Linked DNA regions of Homo sapiens: region 1 is linked to region 2. Evidence: read pairs that join two places in POLR2A ChIA-PET (ENCODE). Cell type or tissue: PC-3. All regions are shown on one strand. Links, peaks and the distances in the headings refer to the core of each region. The heading gives the core; the rest is flanking DNA.

Region 1 (4,907 bases), core at 1,428-3,927, 250 kb before region 2:
TCACCCTGGATGAAGGCTCACAGGATTCCTGGTACCGAGCACATTGGCAGTGCGGGTCTATGAGCACTGGGCTTTGGATAATCCCTCTGAGCCTCTAAGAGCATTTTCTCACCTGCAATATGGGGATAATGATAATAGATAGCTATGTGTAAGGCTGGGAGATTCAATGGTGTTGTGGAAAGCAGTACAGCTGCCAACATTTACAGAGTTCTTGATAAATGGTAATTGTGTCTACTTGTCTTCCTTATTGGTGGATGAAAGAATCTGAGGCTGAGATATAGCCTCAGAACTTGTATGGGTCTGGGAAGCAGCAGAAGTGGATGAGTAAAAACAGACCCAGCCACACCCAACCCATAGTAACACCCATTTCTGCAACCAGAACTGGCCCTGATCTCCCCACTGTGGGGAGGGAAAGGAAGGAAGGGAAAAGCAAGGCCAGAGGACGAAGAAAGAGAGACCAGTCATAGAATGTCCAGGGCTGGAAGTGGCCAAGGCTCACAGCTAGTATTGGTGAAGCCAGAGTTAGAACACCAGTCTCCCAGCTCCAAGTTGAGTTCTAAATAGGAACCATACTTCCTATTACAGGGGTTTTCCTTCTTCTGTGGTCATTGTATACCCAGGTCACTATCCCAGCCTACTCTTTCTTGGCAAGTCTGCACGGGACTGGGCTCCAGTGTCAATGTGTGACTCTCCTCTACCACATCCCTGATGTGAGCTGTCCAACTTCAAGTCAACCTCATACAGAAATGAGGAACTCATCGTCTACCTATGCAGCCCATTCTCTTCCCATCTCTCGTTATTAAGGACGTCTTTGTATTAGCCTGAAGTCTGTGCAGTGCCTCCCGTACCACAGAGAGCCCCAGACACAGCCACACACCTTTGATTCATTGAGTCCAGGAATGGCCTTTGCAGAGCTACAAAGGAGAAATAGTGAGAGATGCATATGAAGAGATGAGAGGAAGGAGAGAGAGAAAGAGAAAGAGAGAGGAGAAGAGAAGAGAAAGGAGGAAAGAGGGAAGAGAGAGGAGAGCTAAACAGACGGAGACATGGAAACAGAGATAAGCAGAAAGACAAAGACAGAGAGATGCTGGGGTTGGTATAGTTTGAAAGAGGCAGAAAGAACACATATTCAGATGCCTTAAGGCAACTAAAAGTGGATCCCAGCCCACTCAAAAAGCAGCACAATGACCTCCCACCTCAGCCACCCCCTCCTCAAGCCCACAACCATATCAGGAAGCTAGTGAGTCACTGTCCCCCTGAGTCACCAATTCCCACTCCTGAGCTTAGCAGGTGGCAGAGACATTCCCGGAAGTCTCTATGCCTACAGGGAAGGGTGCAAGTCTAACCCCACTGGCAGGCTTTTCCTGGGAATACAGAAAGAGAGGGCCCCCGAATATGGACTTCTGGAAGCTTCTGGTGTGTACTAGAAAAGGGAATCAGAAACCAGCAGGCCCAAGGAGATAAAAGACAGCTTCTGACAAGGCCAAGTCAGGTTTCACTGTGTCTTATTGCTCCTTCTGGCCCCCTTTCTTCTGTTGTTTTCCCTGGGCCCTTTTTCTCAGAAAAACCCCCTGGCTGCTCACTTCCGGTTGGGTCCATTAGTTTTCATGCTCATTTTTTCTTTTCCTGTTTTTCTCTTTTCAGCTTCAAAGAAGCCTCTTCCTCCTACTCCTGAAGACAACAGGGTGAGTGAGAGCGCTAGCTCCGGGTGCAGGTGGGCCCACAGGCTACCTGATTGGCATGTTCCTATTTGCATGTCCCCCTCTCCCCATAGTTTTCAAACCCTGGCTGCATGCAGCAGGCTGTCATGATTCAGCAGAACTCAACACATTGGGTATTTTTGGGCTTGAACTCTCTTGGGGGGTCTGTCCACTTAAAGGACCATTCAGCTGCTAAATCTCCATCTCACTTTATTTATTCAACAAATACTGATATCAAATTGGGTGGCCATTCACCTGACCACTTTGGAGTATAGTAGCAGCTCACTCTACATAAAAGTGTGTCTGGCATGGTGGCTCACGTCTGTAATCCCAGCACTTTGGGAGGCCAAAGTGGGAGGATCGCTTGAGCCCAGGAGTTCGAGACCAGCCTGGACAACAAAGTGAGACCCCCATCTCTAGAAAAAATTTTTAAAAATTAGCTGGTGTGGTGGTGCACACCTGTAGTCACAGCTACTTAGCAAGCTGAGGTGGGAGGATCACTTACTCCCAGGAGGTCGAGACTGCAGTGAGCCATGACTGTGTGCCACTGCACTTCAACCCGGGTGACAGAGCAAGACCCCGTCTCCAGAAAAAAAAAAAAAAAAACAAGGTGCACATCTACTCTTCGCAAGCATTTTGGAGACATACATTTGTTGATATTTTATATATTTCAAAGCACTTCCACCCCTTTATTATCTATTTTAAAACTTACTATCCGTTCTATCCACTTCAGAGGGTTTTAGTTTTATTCTCATTGTAAAGCTTGGGAAATCAAATCCCAAGACAGGTCTTGAGGCTTTTCCAAGGCCATTCAGCAACTTAGTAGGATGCAAGGTTTCTGGCGTGGTGGTCTTTAACTCGAGTGGTGGTTCTCAAAGTATAGTCCATGGACCAGAAGCATCTGCATCACCTGGGAGCATGTTAGAAATACAAATTCTTAGGCCCCACCCCCAGACCTGCTGTGTCCAAAACGCTGGGGGAGGGGCCCAGGAATCTGCATTTTAATAAGCCTCCTCACTGATCTATAATATACTGACTTACAAGTCTTAGATGGCATAGTACCTACTCTAGGGCAGCTTATTTTGTTAAGGAGATGAAAAAAAAAAGATGGGGGAAAGGATCATGACCTTTAGGTAGGGAATATGACCCTGACCTTATGATAATATTAACACCAATATCCACTTTTCTTTCTTTTTTTTTTTTTTTTGAGATAGAGTCTTGCTCTTGTCACCCAGGCTGGAGTGCAATGGCGTGATCTCGGCTCACTGCAACCTCCGCCTCCCAGGTTCAAGCGATTCTCCTGCCTCAGCCTCCTGAGTAGCTGGGATTACAGGCGCTCACCATCATGCCCGGCTAATTTTTGTATTTTTAATAGAGACCGACTTTTACCATGTTGGCCAGGCAGGTCTTGAACTCCTGTCCTCAGGCGATCAACCCACTTCAACCTCCCAAAGTGCTGGAATTACAGGCGTGAGCCACTGTGCCTGACCAATACCCACATTTGAGTACTCGCTCTTCATTCCAGAGCAAGTTCTTTAACAAGAGCTTTCAGATTCCATTTCCTCATGCTTCTTCCTGAAGAATGAGCTCTGCCTTTTTTCCCTTCAGCCAAAATGGTGACATTTCAAAACTGGCAGCGTCCCCATAAAGGAAGCTCTAAATCCTCAAAGCCCCAGCCTGGTGTTTAGATCTGTCATCAGCCTACTCCCTCACAACATGAGAGAAATGTACTGAAACTGTAGCAGAGAATGAGCTCTCTCTCCTTTTCTTTCACTGACCTTCTGCAGACTATTTCACCATCCCCTTTGAAGGCCTGGTTCGGAACCCTACTGCCCTCCCTTGCAGACGGTTCCCTCAACAGTCCCGCCTAAACCCACACCTCCCATCTTAAGTGAGGCTGCTCTTGTGTCTTTATTTTTGGTATCAATGAAGGTGAAAGCCAGAAAACACTGCTGGTCCTTCTCTCCCTACACTCTGCCATTTGGCTTTTCAGCCTTCTTGGAGGAGCATCGTGGATACTGTTTTGAGTGTTCTGACCACAAAGGTTTTGGAATCATTGTTCTAGTTTCAACCGCATGTCTAAATCCAATGCAACGGTTCTCTTGTCTGAGCCACTTGAAATCATTTCTCTCCTCACCTTCTTGTTCTGCTGCCTGAGTGGTAATGACATCTCGGGTTGTCATACAGAGAAACTGTTTTTAATCCAGTCTGAGCCAACAGGTCTCATGCTCTATGTGAGAAACACTGTGAGCAGGGCCAGTCCTCCGGGGACTGGCCAGTCCTCTGGGGGTTGGGGGATGGCTATTTTGGTTCAAGATGTAAAATATCCATGGTCAGAGTGAAGGACAATCCTAGGCCTCTTTTGCCTATGGATACAAACAAGGTCGTATATCACATTGAAGTACAAATTCCGATTCCTCTTGGCCCCCTGCATCCATGGGAACTCAAGTCTTCCTCTTACAGTCCCTCCCAGTCAACCCAGGGCTTGCTGAGGGGCCACTAGAATGTGTCTGCATGTGTCCTTTCTTGCTGGCTGCCTACTAAGGCACCCTATCCCTGCCACTGCTACCTGGGCTCTCTGTGAGGGCCCCTCAGCCCCGTGGAGCTCTTCCCACCTGGGGCCAGCAGAGGTCCTGGGGGGTCAGGTTGTGCTGAGGCCTGCAGCAGAGTGGTCAGGAGGCAGGATCCTCATTCCTTTCATGCCTCACCACATCATGGAGGCTCCCAAACAACCCTTCCTGAGCCCACAGACTCAGTTTCTCCAAATGCCATCCCTTGATTTTCTCACTCAAATCTAATGGTTCCCAACCTTATCAAACTCAATCCTGCCTTTTAATGACAGATATTTTGTAAGGTTCCTTTTGTTATCCTGAAAAGAAATTTATAACTAATATAACATATATATACACAATTTTTTAAAATTAAAGTACTTAATTAAAATTTTTTGTTGCTTTGAGACAGGGTGTCACTCTGTTGCCCAGGCTGGAATGCAGTGGTGCAATCATAGCTCACTGCACCATCTGTCTCTTGGGCTCAAGCCATCCTCCCTCCTCAGCCTCCGCAGTTGCTGGGACTACAGGCACTTGCCACCACACCTGGCTAACTTTTGTATTAAACATACTTTTTAAAAAGAATCAACAAATGTTCTAACTGTAATATTTAAAAAGGAAAGAAAAATAATATATATAACAAAATATGTGTTTCTAT
Region 2 (2,500 bases), core at 1-2,500:
ACTGCTCCTCCCAAGAAGTCCTGTGCCAGATTGTCAATGACCTCAGCCCTGAGGTGCCCAGCAATGCCACCTTTCACAGCTGGCAGGAAAGAATCAGGCAGAACTATGGCTTCTACATCGGCCTGGGCCTGGCATTCCTGTCTAGCTTCCTCATCGGCAGCAGCGTCATCCTCAAGAAGAAAGGCCTCTTGCGACTCGTGGCCACGGGAGCCACTCGAGCTGGTAGGTTCCTGGGCCAGGAGAGGATAGGGCCCAGGGCAGCTGAGCTCTCACAAGGTCCGGGGCTGTAGTCTAAGAGGATGGCCTCAGCAAGGTACAAAAGGCTCATTGTCAACCCTATCTGGAATCCCACCTGCCAACAGGGTTAGGGTTTAGGGTTATAAAGGAAGGCCTCCAATAGGAGGTCTCAGTTTAGAGAGCAAACAGGATGCCTTCCTTTAGAATCCAATCTTTCCTGAGACCTTCATGATGTGTTTATTAGAGGAGGGAAGGGACAAGTCTCAGGACCAAGAATCAGATATGCATGTCTGGTCTTGGTCTTACTTCCCACCAACGTCATCACAGGCAAGTCACAGCTTCTCTGCAAAATGGGAATAGATACTTCTGCTCAGAACAATGTCAGACGCTGGTGTGCCCTCACTTAGCATCCAATTGAGCTCCCTTCTGGGCTGCCAAAAAATGGTGAACTGTCTGACCCCAAGGGATTTGCTTGTTTGGAAAATAAGATGTTTTTCCGTGAAACAGTGCTTGAGAAAAGGAATCCTGTGCAAAATGACTCATTCATTTAATCACCATTTATCACATGCCTGCTGTATGCCAGGGACAATGCTAGACATGGGGATTCAGTGTCCTCGTGGAACCTTCAGTCAAGTGGAAGAGACAGATGAGTCAATAGGCAGTTGTTTTATCATGTGTTAAGTGCCATCATGGGGAAAACACAGCCTGCTATGGGGGAATATTTTGGAGGGGTGTGTAAAGCCCAGACTTGGGGGATTAGGGGAGGTTTCTCTAGAAGAGATGATCTCTAAACTGAGACCTAGATTATGAGGAGACAGCAAGGTAAAAGGGGAAATAGGGAGACAGTGTTCCAGGCAGAAGGAATAACACGTGCAAAGGCTCAGAGGTGAGAGAACTTGAGTGATACTAGAAATCGAAAGTCATTCAGAATGGCAGGAGCAGGAGGGGTGCATGGTGAGTGAAGGGCCAGCTCATGAAGGGTCTTGTAAATGGAAGTACAGAGGCTGAGTGCAATTGTTAAGTGACTGAAAGGTTTTAGGAAGGCGAGTGACACAGTCTAATTTGCAATTTGAAAAGATCCCTGGTTGCTGGGTGAAGAACGGATTAGGGGACAAGCCTGGAGCCTGGGAAACCAAGTAGGTGAGTGAAAGGACAGAACTTGAGCCCGGGAGACGGAAATGGGAATGGAGACAACTGGTGGATTCCAAAGCTAGTTTTTGAAGGTAGAATTTACCAGCTTTGATACAGACCGGCTTCAAGCAAGGGAGGAGGGGCGGGGGAAGGAGTCAAGGATGACTCATGCTTTTGACTTGAGCAACTGGGGTGATGAAAGTGCTATTTCTTGAGATGAAGAGTGTAGAAGGAGGGACAGGTTTATGGGAAGATGATGCATTCAAGTTTGGACACGTTCAATTTAATGTTTTTGTGGGATATTGCACTTAGGAAGCAGACTATTAGGGTTCTAATTCTGGCTCCTCAATTCCTGGTGATTCAATTCTGGGCAAGAAAAGTATCTATTTCTATGCCTCAGTCTTCTCATCTATAAAATGGAGATAAGAATAGTACCAGCCTAAAGGGTTATAAGAAAATGCAACATAGTTAGAATCATACCTAGCACAGAGTAGCACTAGTATTGGTATTACTGTTATCTCAGTGAAAGGTTCCCACAGTTAGAGGTACTAGTGCACAGACTAGCACTAGTATTGGTATTACTGTTATCTCAGTGGGAGGTTCCCACAGTTAGAGGTACAGGTCTAGAGCCCATGTGTGCTGCAAAATGAATAGCTGTGAGGTGCAGAGATGAAGTCAGGAACAATGGTCATTGCCATTCCACCCTTCACTTCTAGACAAGTGTTGGAAAGGCCAGAGACCTTCCAGAGTGCCAGGGAAATTTCTGCTTGTGTTCAGAGAAGGTATCATTGACCATTCAGAAAGACAACTTCCCTGGAATCCATTTTTTTCTCCAATCTACTATTTCAGTATCTTCTGTGATTTCAACCCTTAGAGTAAAATGTTCTCAGAGTTCTTAACATTTATGGGAAATTCTGACCTTTTTAGGAACCTAATGAAAATAGGACACCTCTTCCTTAGAAAAGTGGGCATTCCCAAAAGCAACATAAATTTTTGGATTTTTATGAAACTGTCTCAAACCCATCTATCATCATCCATTATTATCATCATCGTTGTTGCTAATGTTACTGAGTATTGACTACGTGCCAGGTCCTGAACAAAGCAGACACAATTCCTGGCTTTGTGGAGCTTC

The links. Peaks named below come from ENCODE experiments on the same cell type or tissue, not always from the same donor. Only the 100,000 strongest peaks of a DNase experiment are listed, where the experiment ranks them.
Region 1: POLR2A ChIA-PET joins it to region 2 with 12 read pairs; 2 of 35 experiments call an interaction of 5 or more read pairs at or near these places.

What each region holds. Positions count from the first base shown.
Region 1 is chr5:157,216,223-157,221,129 of GRCh38, forward strand. It overlaps ITK (IL2 inducible T cell kinase), which reads left to right. Exons shown (of 17, transcript NM_005546.4): 5 at 1,645-1,685. Among named protein-coding and RNA genes, the nearest start is that of ITK, 38 kb to the left of the region's middle. RefSeq lists enhancers at 444-503, 544-623, 3,644-3,693. In PC-3, for the core only: no CTCF peak of the experiment used is centred there; no DNase peak of the experiment used is centred there.
Region 2 is chr5:157,463,112-157,465,611 of GRCh38, forward strand. NIPAL4 (NIPA like domain containing 4) reads left to right here. Exons shown (of 6, transcript NM_001099287.2): 2 at 1-222. Among named protein-coding and RNA genes, the nearest start is that of NIPAL4, 4.1 kb to the left of the region's middle. In PC-3, for the core only: no CTCF peak of the experiment used is centred there; DNase peaks (open chromatin) are centred at 850 and 1,550; H3K27ac peaks cover 975 bases.